2 separate regions of the Homo sapiens genome follow, and region 2 is linked to region 1. The links are chromatin loops, found by intact Hi-C in ENCODE. Cell type or tissue: A673. All regions are shown on one strand. Links, peaks and the distances in the headings refer to the core of each region. The heading gives the core; the rest is flanking DNA.

What was found. Peaks named below come from ENCODE experiments on the same cell type or tissue, not always from the same donor. Only the 100,000 strongest peaks of a DNase experiment are listed, where the experiment ranks them.
Region 2: a loop joins it to region 1, with 5 times the contacts of the local background. A loop is called at or near these places in 15 of 110 quality-filtered maps.

The regions. Positions count from the first base shown.
Region 1 is chr3:88,177,832-88,183,652 of GRCh38, reverse strand. No RefSeq gene overlaps it. Among named protein-coding and RNA genes, the nearest start is that of C3orf38, 31 kb to the right of the region's middle. In A673, for the core only: a CTCF peak has its summit at 3,053 (motif pointing right); a DNase peak (open chromatin) is centred at 3,092.
Region 2 is chr3:87,304,752-87,307,251 of GRCh38, reverse strand. No RefSeq gene overlaps it. Among named protein-coding and RNA genes, the nearest start is that of POU1F1, 29 kb to the right of the region's middle. In A673, for the core only: no CTCF peak of the experiment used is centred there; a DNase peak (open chromatin) is centred at 1,301.

The DNA of each region.
Region 1 (5,821 bases), core at 1,729-4,228:
GGTGCATCTGACAACTATGTGTCTTGGGGTTGCTCTTCTCAAGGAGTATCTTTGTGGTGTTCGCTGTATTCCCTGAATTTGAATGTTGGCCTGCTTTGCTAGGTTGGGGAAGTTCTCCTGGATAATATCCTGAAGAGCGTTTTCTAACTTGGTTCCATTCTCCCCATCACTTTCAGATACACCAATCAAACGTAGATTTGATCTTTTCACATAGTCCCATATTTCTTGGAGGCTTCGTTTGTTTCTTTTCACTCTTTTTTCTCTAATCTTGTCTTCTTGCTTTATTTCATTAATTTGATCTTCAATCACTGATATCTTTTGTTCCACTTGATCAAATTGGCTATTGAAGCTTGTGCATGCATCACGAAGTTCTTGTGCTGTGGTTTTCAGCTCTGTCAGGTCATTTAAGGTCTTCTCTACACTGGTTATTCTAGTTAGCCATTTGTCTAACCTTTTTTTTCAAGGTTTTTAGCTTCCTTGTGATGGGTCAGAACATGCTCCTTTAGCTCGGAGAACTTTGTTATTACCAACCTTCTGAAGCCTACTTCTGTCAAATTGTGAAACTCATTCTCCATCCAGTTTTGTTCCATTGCTGGCAAGGAGCTGCAATCCTTTGGAGGAGAAGAGGTGCTCTGGTTTTTGGAATTTTCAGCTTTTCTGCTCTGGTTTCCCCCATCTTTGTGGTTTTATCTACCTTTGATCTTTGATGTTGGTGACCTACATATGGGGTTTTGATGTGGTTGTCCTTTTTGTTGATGTTGATGCTATTCCTTTGTTTTTTAGTTTTCCTTCTAACAGGCTCCTCAGCTGCAGTTCTGTTGAAATTTGCTGGAGGTCCACTCCAGACGCTGTTTGCCTGGGTATTACCAGTGGAGGCAGCAGAACAGCAAATATTGCAGAACAGCAAATATTGCTGCCTGATCCTTCCTCTGGAAGCTTCGTTCCAGAGGGGCACCTGCCTGTATGAGGTGTCTGTCGGCCCCTACTGGGAGGTGTCTCCCAGTCCGGCTACACTGGGGTCAGGAACCCACTTGAGGAGGCAGTCTGTCCATTCTCAGAGCTCGAACGCCATGCTGGGAGAACCACTGCTCTCTTCAGAGCTATCAGACAGGGACATTTAAGTTTGCAGAAGTTGTCTGCTGCCTTTTGTTCAGCTATGCCCTGCCCACAGAGGTGGAGTCTAGAGAGGCAGTAGGCCTTGCTAAGCTGTGGTGGGCTCTGCCCAGTTTGAGCTTCCCGGCCACTTTGTTTACCTACTCAAGCCTCAGCAATGGCAGATGCCCCTCCCCACTCCAGCCTGCAGCCTTGCTGGCCAATCTCAGACTGCTGTGCTATCAGTAAGCAAGGCTCTTTGGGCGTGGGACCTGCCGAACCAGGCATGGGAGGAAATCTCCTGGCCTGCTGGTTGCTAAGACTGGGAAAAGTGCAGTATTTGGGCAAGAGTGTACCTTTCCTCCAGGTACAGTCTGTCATGGCTTCCCTTGGCTAGGAAAGGAAAATTCCCTGACCCTCTGCGCTTCCCAGGTGAGACGATGCCCCGCTCTGCTTCGGCTCACCTTCCGTGGGCTGCACCCACTGTCCAACCAGTCCCAATGAGATGAACCAGGTACCTCAGTTGGAAATGCAGAAATCACCCATCTTCTGTGTTGATCTCACCGGGAGCTACAGACTGGAGCTGTTCCTATTTGGCCATCTTGGAAGTGACCTCACCATTTTGTGCTTTTAAAAGACTTATTGATCATTGTACAATATTTCTAAGCAACAACAATGTGATCATAAGTTTTAGAAACTTCCCCACAATATTTTGTGGTAAAAAATGTCTTCCAGATTGAATTATTACAATTGTTACTGTCATATAATTGATCAAAACAACCTAACTAGTTCACATATTTTACTGGAAATCCATAATTTACTGAGATGAATTAATATTCTTACTGCTTGACTAAGTCAGGGTTTGTTATCAATTCCATTCCAATTTTTTGTTGTTGTTGGTTTTGGGTGTAAGCATGATTTATACCCAAATTATGGTTATAAGTAGAGACAAAATTACAATATCATCCAAATTTAAATGCATTCCTAATTTACTTGTCCATTTTAATGTATGCAAATTTTAGATCAAAAGGAAAATAATCAGATAGTAATTTATTGTCAAGATTTACTTTTAGTAAGCAGAGCATCAGATGAAAACTTATTTCAATTTGTTTGTTTGTTTGTTTTGAGACACAGCTTCTGTTGCTCATCCTGGAGTAGAGTGGTATAATCACAGCTCATTGCAGCCTTGGCCTCTAGGCTCAAGTCATCCTCTCACCTCAGCTCTCCAGGTACCTGGGACTACAGTCAGGTGTTCCGGGCCTTGCTAATTTTTTTCTTTTTTCTTTTTTTTCCTTTTTTTTTTTTTTTTTTTTTTTTAAGAGATGGGATCTTGCTATGTTACCTAGGCTCGTCCTGAACTCCTGGGCTCGAGATATCCTCCCACCTTGACCTCCCAAAGCATAGTTTTTCTTTAATTTTGTTAGAATCAAATAATTTAAAAGATAGTTTAGCAACCACTTGACTTAACAAAACTTTTGTTGAACAATCATTATAGTGATTTCCTTTCTCTTTACAAACACTAATAATTGAAAATTCTCTTTGACTAGCATCCAGAGGTTTTTAATACCACAGGGCAATGCACTATAGTGAGACTCAGAAGGGATGAGAAGTAGGTGTTTATTTTGTAAAATGGAAGAACAGCAATTGTGAAAAAAAAAGAAAGGAAAGAAAGAAAGAAAGAAAAAAGAAAGAGAGAAGAGAAGAGAAGAGAAAAGAAAAGAAAAAAGAGAAAAGAAAAAAGAAATAAGGCTGGAAACATGGTATAGCACGTAAACCAAGTTCGTTGGGGAAAATGCAAAGGACATTGAGGATCAGAAAACTGATTGCCTTAACACTCTTTAGATCAGCCAAATTTTCCAGAAAGTCTCCAAGTACCCTCAGAAGCGTAAGTTTACCAGTTGGAATTGCATTACTACAAAGCCAATTCTAAGACATAGACATGAAACACTCTGAGAAAAGCCTTGGCCACAAGATGTCACCAAATTTCCACTTTCTACTTTAAGGTGCTATTATAAGCTTCCTTCCTTCAAAATGATCCGCAGCAGCATTTGGGTTTTGAACAAGAAGAGGACAGATAAAGTACTCTGATTCTTTCTTAATTTTAAAAGAAAAAAAAAATCAATGGGTAAGAAGGGAGGATGAAGAAAAATAAATTAGTTTTGCAGTATTATCACATGTTATCTGGGCCTTAACAAATTAGTTTCTAGTAAAATGTGATCCAATGAACACATTTAAATAAAATTAAAATTAAACAATTTAAAGTAGGTACTCTAAAGTGGAAAAAAATCTTGTGTTAATTTGCTTAGGAATCTATTTTGTTTTAAATAAAAAGTAAATAAAATGAAAAAATATTGTAAAAATGAAGATTTTATTAAAATCCTGAGAAAATTGATAACTTGTCAATAAAAATAAGCCTATCCCTCAGAGCAAATTTGTGTTAGAATAAAAGGCATCTGTTTATCCATATACATAGCTCTATGCAGCCCCTAAAACATTTTATTATTCAAGTTTACTTAGTGTTGAAAATGTTACCTATTGCTTAGTTATTCAAGACTGTTATATATTTATAGTATTTATTGTACTGTATGTATGTTGAGAAGTTAATTATTGATATGCTAAATTTGTTATAGTTGGGAGTTAACTTCATACAGATTAATATGGATTAAAAATCCAAATTTCTCAAAATTCTAGATTTTTAAAACATATAGACATTCAAATTACATGTCAAGTTGTGAGTATTAGCATATTCCTCAGTTTTCAGTGTGAATATTAGCATATTCCTCAGTTTTGAGATTATTGTTTCATAAATGTTTCAAACCACATTATTATGTATGTTAAGGGTATTTTAATTAATCATTCCAACTCTGGCATAAGTAGACAAACTACTTAGTAATGTCAAACCAAAATAATATTCTGGCAGTCTCTGTCAGTAAAATGTCATTTTATCTGAAACATGAACAAACTAATTTCTGTTGTTGTTTTTGATATTTTTCTTTGAACATTATAAAAATTTTCAAACATAAAGCAAAATTGAAAGAATTTTAAATGAGTACCTGTATATCTTCCACAAGGTCCTACTATTAACAGTTTAGTATACTTGCTTTATCATATCCATCCATCAATCCATCCCCCATCCATTAAATCTCTTTTATTTATGTAAGCACTTTAGAGTTCAATATTTGTGTGTGTTTATGTGAAATGTACATATACTACAATGTACAACTCTTAAGTGTATATTCACTGAGTTTTGACAAATACATACATCTGTACACAGTCAAACCCATATCACGATATAGAACGTGACCTTCCTGTAAGAAAGTTCTCATAACCTTCACAGTAAATTCCTACCCCAACAACTCTCCAGAGGCAACCAATGTTATTTTTTTTTCCACTGCAGATTGGTTTTGTTTGTTCTAGGCTTTCTTATAAGTGGAGTCACAAAGTATGTACCCTTTTGTTTAAATCTTCTTTCACTAAGCCTTCATGTTGAATGCAATGTATAATTCATTTATTTGTATTATAGAGGAGTATTTCACTATATATGCCATAGTTTGTTTATCCAATCTCTAACTGAACATGTGAGCTATTTCCTTTTTGAGGCTTTTCTGAACAAAGCTGCTATGAATATTCTTGGATATGTCTTTTTGTGAATATATGCTTTTATTTCCCTTTAGTAGATGCTTATTAGTGAAAATGCTGGGCCATAGTGTAGGGATATCTTTAGTTTTAGCATTTAGCATTTAGTTGTGGCATTATACAATCCTTACAAAAAATGTATGAGAGGTCCAGTTTTTCTATAACATCACTAGCATTTGGTAATGTTTATCTTTCTAAATTATAGTCATTCTGGTGGTAGTGTCTTGTCTCCTGGTTTTAATATGTATTTCCATAGTGACAGTTGACATCGTATACTCTTTAATGATTTTATTGGCAATTTGTACTTCTTTTTTTATAAATTGTCTATTCAAATACTTTGCCCAGTTTTAATTAGGTTATTTGACTTTCTATTGCTGAGTTGTAGGAGTACTCTATGTATTCTGCATACCCGTCCTTTGTCAGGTGTGAATATTTCTTCCAGTCTTAGCTTTATTTGTGAATATTTCTTTGTGAATATTTCTTCCAGTCTTAGCTTATTTCTTAATGTTCATTTTAATTAGCAGAAACTTTTAATTTTGAAGAAATATAATTTATCAATTTTTTCTTAAATGATTTTACTTTCTGTACCTGATGGTACCTTTGCTTATCCCCAAGTCATAAAAATATTCTATTTCCCTTTAAAGGTTTTATGGTTTTAGCTTTTATGTTTAGGTCTATGATCCAAAATTGATTTTTCTGTATAGTATGAGGTGTGAGTCAAGGGGTTTTGTTAAAATATGGATATTTAGTATTCCAAGGGACTTTTCTTTCCTCATTGGCTTTGTTAAAAAGCAAATGTCTATGTAAGTGCAAGTGTATATCTACGTTCTTTATTCTATTCCATTCATCTGTGGATCCTTATTTTTACCACACTGTCTGGATTACTACAGCTTGATAGTAACTTTTGCCTCTAACTTTGTCTTTATTTATATACTTTTTGGATAATAGCTACTGAAGATAGGTGCATATTTTAATATTATGTAAGTCTTATGAAAAATGACAACAAATTGCTTTTGGGGGCTTATGAATTTCAGTCTTAATTTGGGACATAGAGAAAAGGAAGCTTTTTGTTCTTATCAACAACATAAAAGCA
Region 2 (2,500 bases), core at 1-2,500, 870 kb after region 1:
TTTCAAACACTTAAGAGAACCTGATATATTAGTCGTGTTGTTTCAAATGAATATTTGGGAGAATTTGATCAAATATGTTTAATAGATGGAAGATATTAAGCAGCAAGCCAAGTCATGATGGTTTCTTTAATAGGCCCCACCGCCTCACCATCACCACTAGATATTGAAGATTTTTTAACAATTCTAATCATTTTTTAAGGGACACAGGGAGGGTGTGGCCTTCCTTGGGAATTTTTAAGAGCCCTGGAGATAAGTAATCTGGGAAGCTGAGGATGGGCTCTGGGACTCAGAGCATCACAGTAGCATAGCCCGTGGCCTCAGGAATCCTGACGGGCGGGATGTGCCCCTCCAGTGGCCCCCAGTCATTCTGTGTTAACTTCAGTCTGGGTCTCCCATAACATGCGAACACTTCACTTACTCCTATCTCTGTCTTAGTGTTTTGAAAGCACAGGGCCTCCACTTTCCTGAAGCAACTGTTGAATGGCCAACTTCAATAGCATCCTGTTGCCTGTTTTCTCCAAAAGCCTGGATATTTCTCTTTATTCAACTTGCTCTCCCTTATGTGAGGAATCCCAGAAGAAAGATCCCAAAATCTGGTCACACTTCTGAGAGAGAAGAGACAGTTAAAATAATTTTTTTAAATTCATTTATAATGGCAAAATAACCAGTTGAAGATAGTTGTGTGGTTTTTTTGGGAATTATTTTAAAGTATTTATTTGAGAGAGATTCTGAGAAGTGGAATACTAAAGCAAAGTTATGAAAAAGTGCACCGTGTTTGATATACCCTTGCAAAGTGAACCTCTTACAGGTGCTCACAGAAGTCAATAAACACACTAGTTTGCCTTCAATACAGCTAGCATTATCTTTTTAGAGAATTCTCTGATTTAATAGTGAAAAAACTCACCAGAAAACCATTAGTCTCCTCTTTTACATTTGCTGCTTTTAAATAGTGATAGTCTGTAATTTTTCTAAATTATTTTATCCCCAAGCAAATGGAAGCTGCCCATTGTTTGTGTATGTTATCATTTGAAACAGAAATTACTGTTTAATTATATCATCATCCATTGAGAATAGTCATCTGAGCAATTTACAACCAGGGAGTCCTCATTGTCTGTAAAAGCCAAGTGTAATCAATTAAGTTAAATGCTTCAGTGAAGCTGAAAAAAATGCCCCCTAAATATTTCTTCTGATTGCCTGCCAAGATTATATAATGTATACATAGCTAAGGCAGAAATTTTAGAAAGAAAGCCTTTAGCAGATTGGTCTCCCTCTTAGTATAAGCAGTTAATAATAACCACAACACGTAATTAGTATCAGCCAATATTGACTAATAATATGAACTGTAGGTTAAAAGGATTAAACATCTTGGGTAATAAGTAGCAGGAAGTTTGTACTCCTTCTAAATCATGAGGCACGTCTGACTGGGGCAAAATTAAGTAAATGAGAAATAGCTAAAGCCACTTTCCATTAGTTCAACATTGAAACAGAAATGTTTTTGTGAATGCTCCAGTTTGTCTGCATCTGGTCACGGTATAATTGGGAGATCTATTAAAGTGTAAGTCTCTGAATGGTTCCATTTATATTTATAGAAGATTTATATGCCTAATCTTGATCTCCCTTTGAATTTCAGGTTTCCATATTTAATTAGCTACTGACTGTTCACAGGATACGCACATCCAAAATATCCAAAACTAAATTTTCACCTTTGAAAAAATTAAATTTTCATCTAAACCCAAGATATAAACTTGGGTTTCCTATCTCGTTGAGTTGCTTCACCACCTTCCTAATTGCGTAAGCTATAAGCCCCAAAACTCAGTTATCATCCTTGACTTTTTCCTGTAGCTCTGTCTATATGTTCATCCAATGGTCACCTTCTACCTATTCTAATATTATGCTGTCATCTAGAATTTATTGAGGATCTAAAGTGTGCTGGGCTAACTATTCATAATAGCAAAGACTTGAAACCAACGCAAATGTCCATCAGTGATAGACTGGATTAAGAAAACATGGCACATATACACCATGGAATACTATGCAGCCATAAAAAAGGATGAGTTCATGTCCTTTGCAGGGACATGGATGGCTGGAAACCATCATTCTCAGCAAACTAACTCAAGAATAGAAAACCAAACACCACATGTTCTCACTCATAAGTGGGAGTTGAACAATGAGAACACATGGACACAGGGAGGGGAACATCACACACCATGGCCTGTGGAGGCTGGGGGGCTAGGGGAGGGATAACATTAGGAGAAATACCTAATGTAGGTCACGGGTTGATAGGTGCAGCAAACCACCATGGTACGTGTATACTTATGTTACAAACCTGTACGTTCTGCACATGTAACCCAGAACTTACAGTATAATTTAAAAAAATTTAAAAAAATTAAGTGTGCTGGGCTAGTGCTCCACAGGCTTTAATGCATACATGAATTACTTTGGATCTTGTCAAAATGAATTAGCTACTAATTCTGTAGTTCTAGAATGGGGTATGAAATGC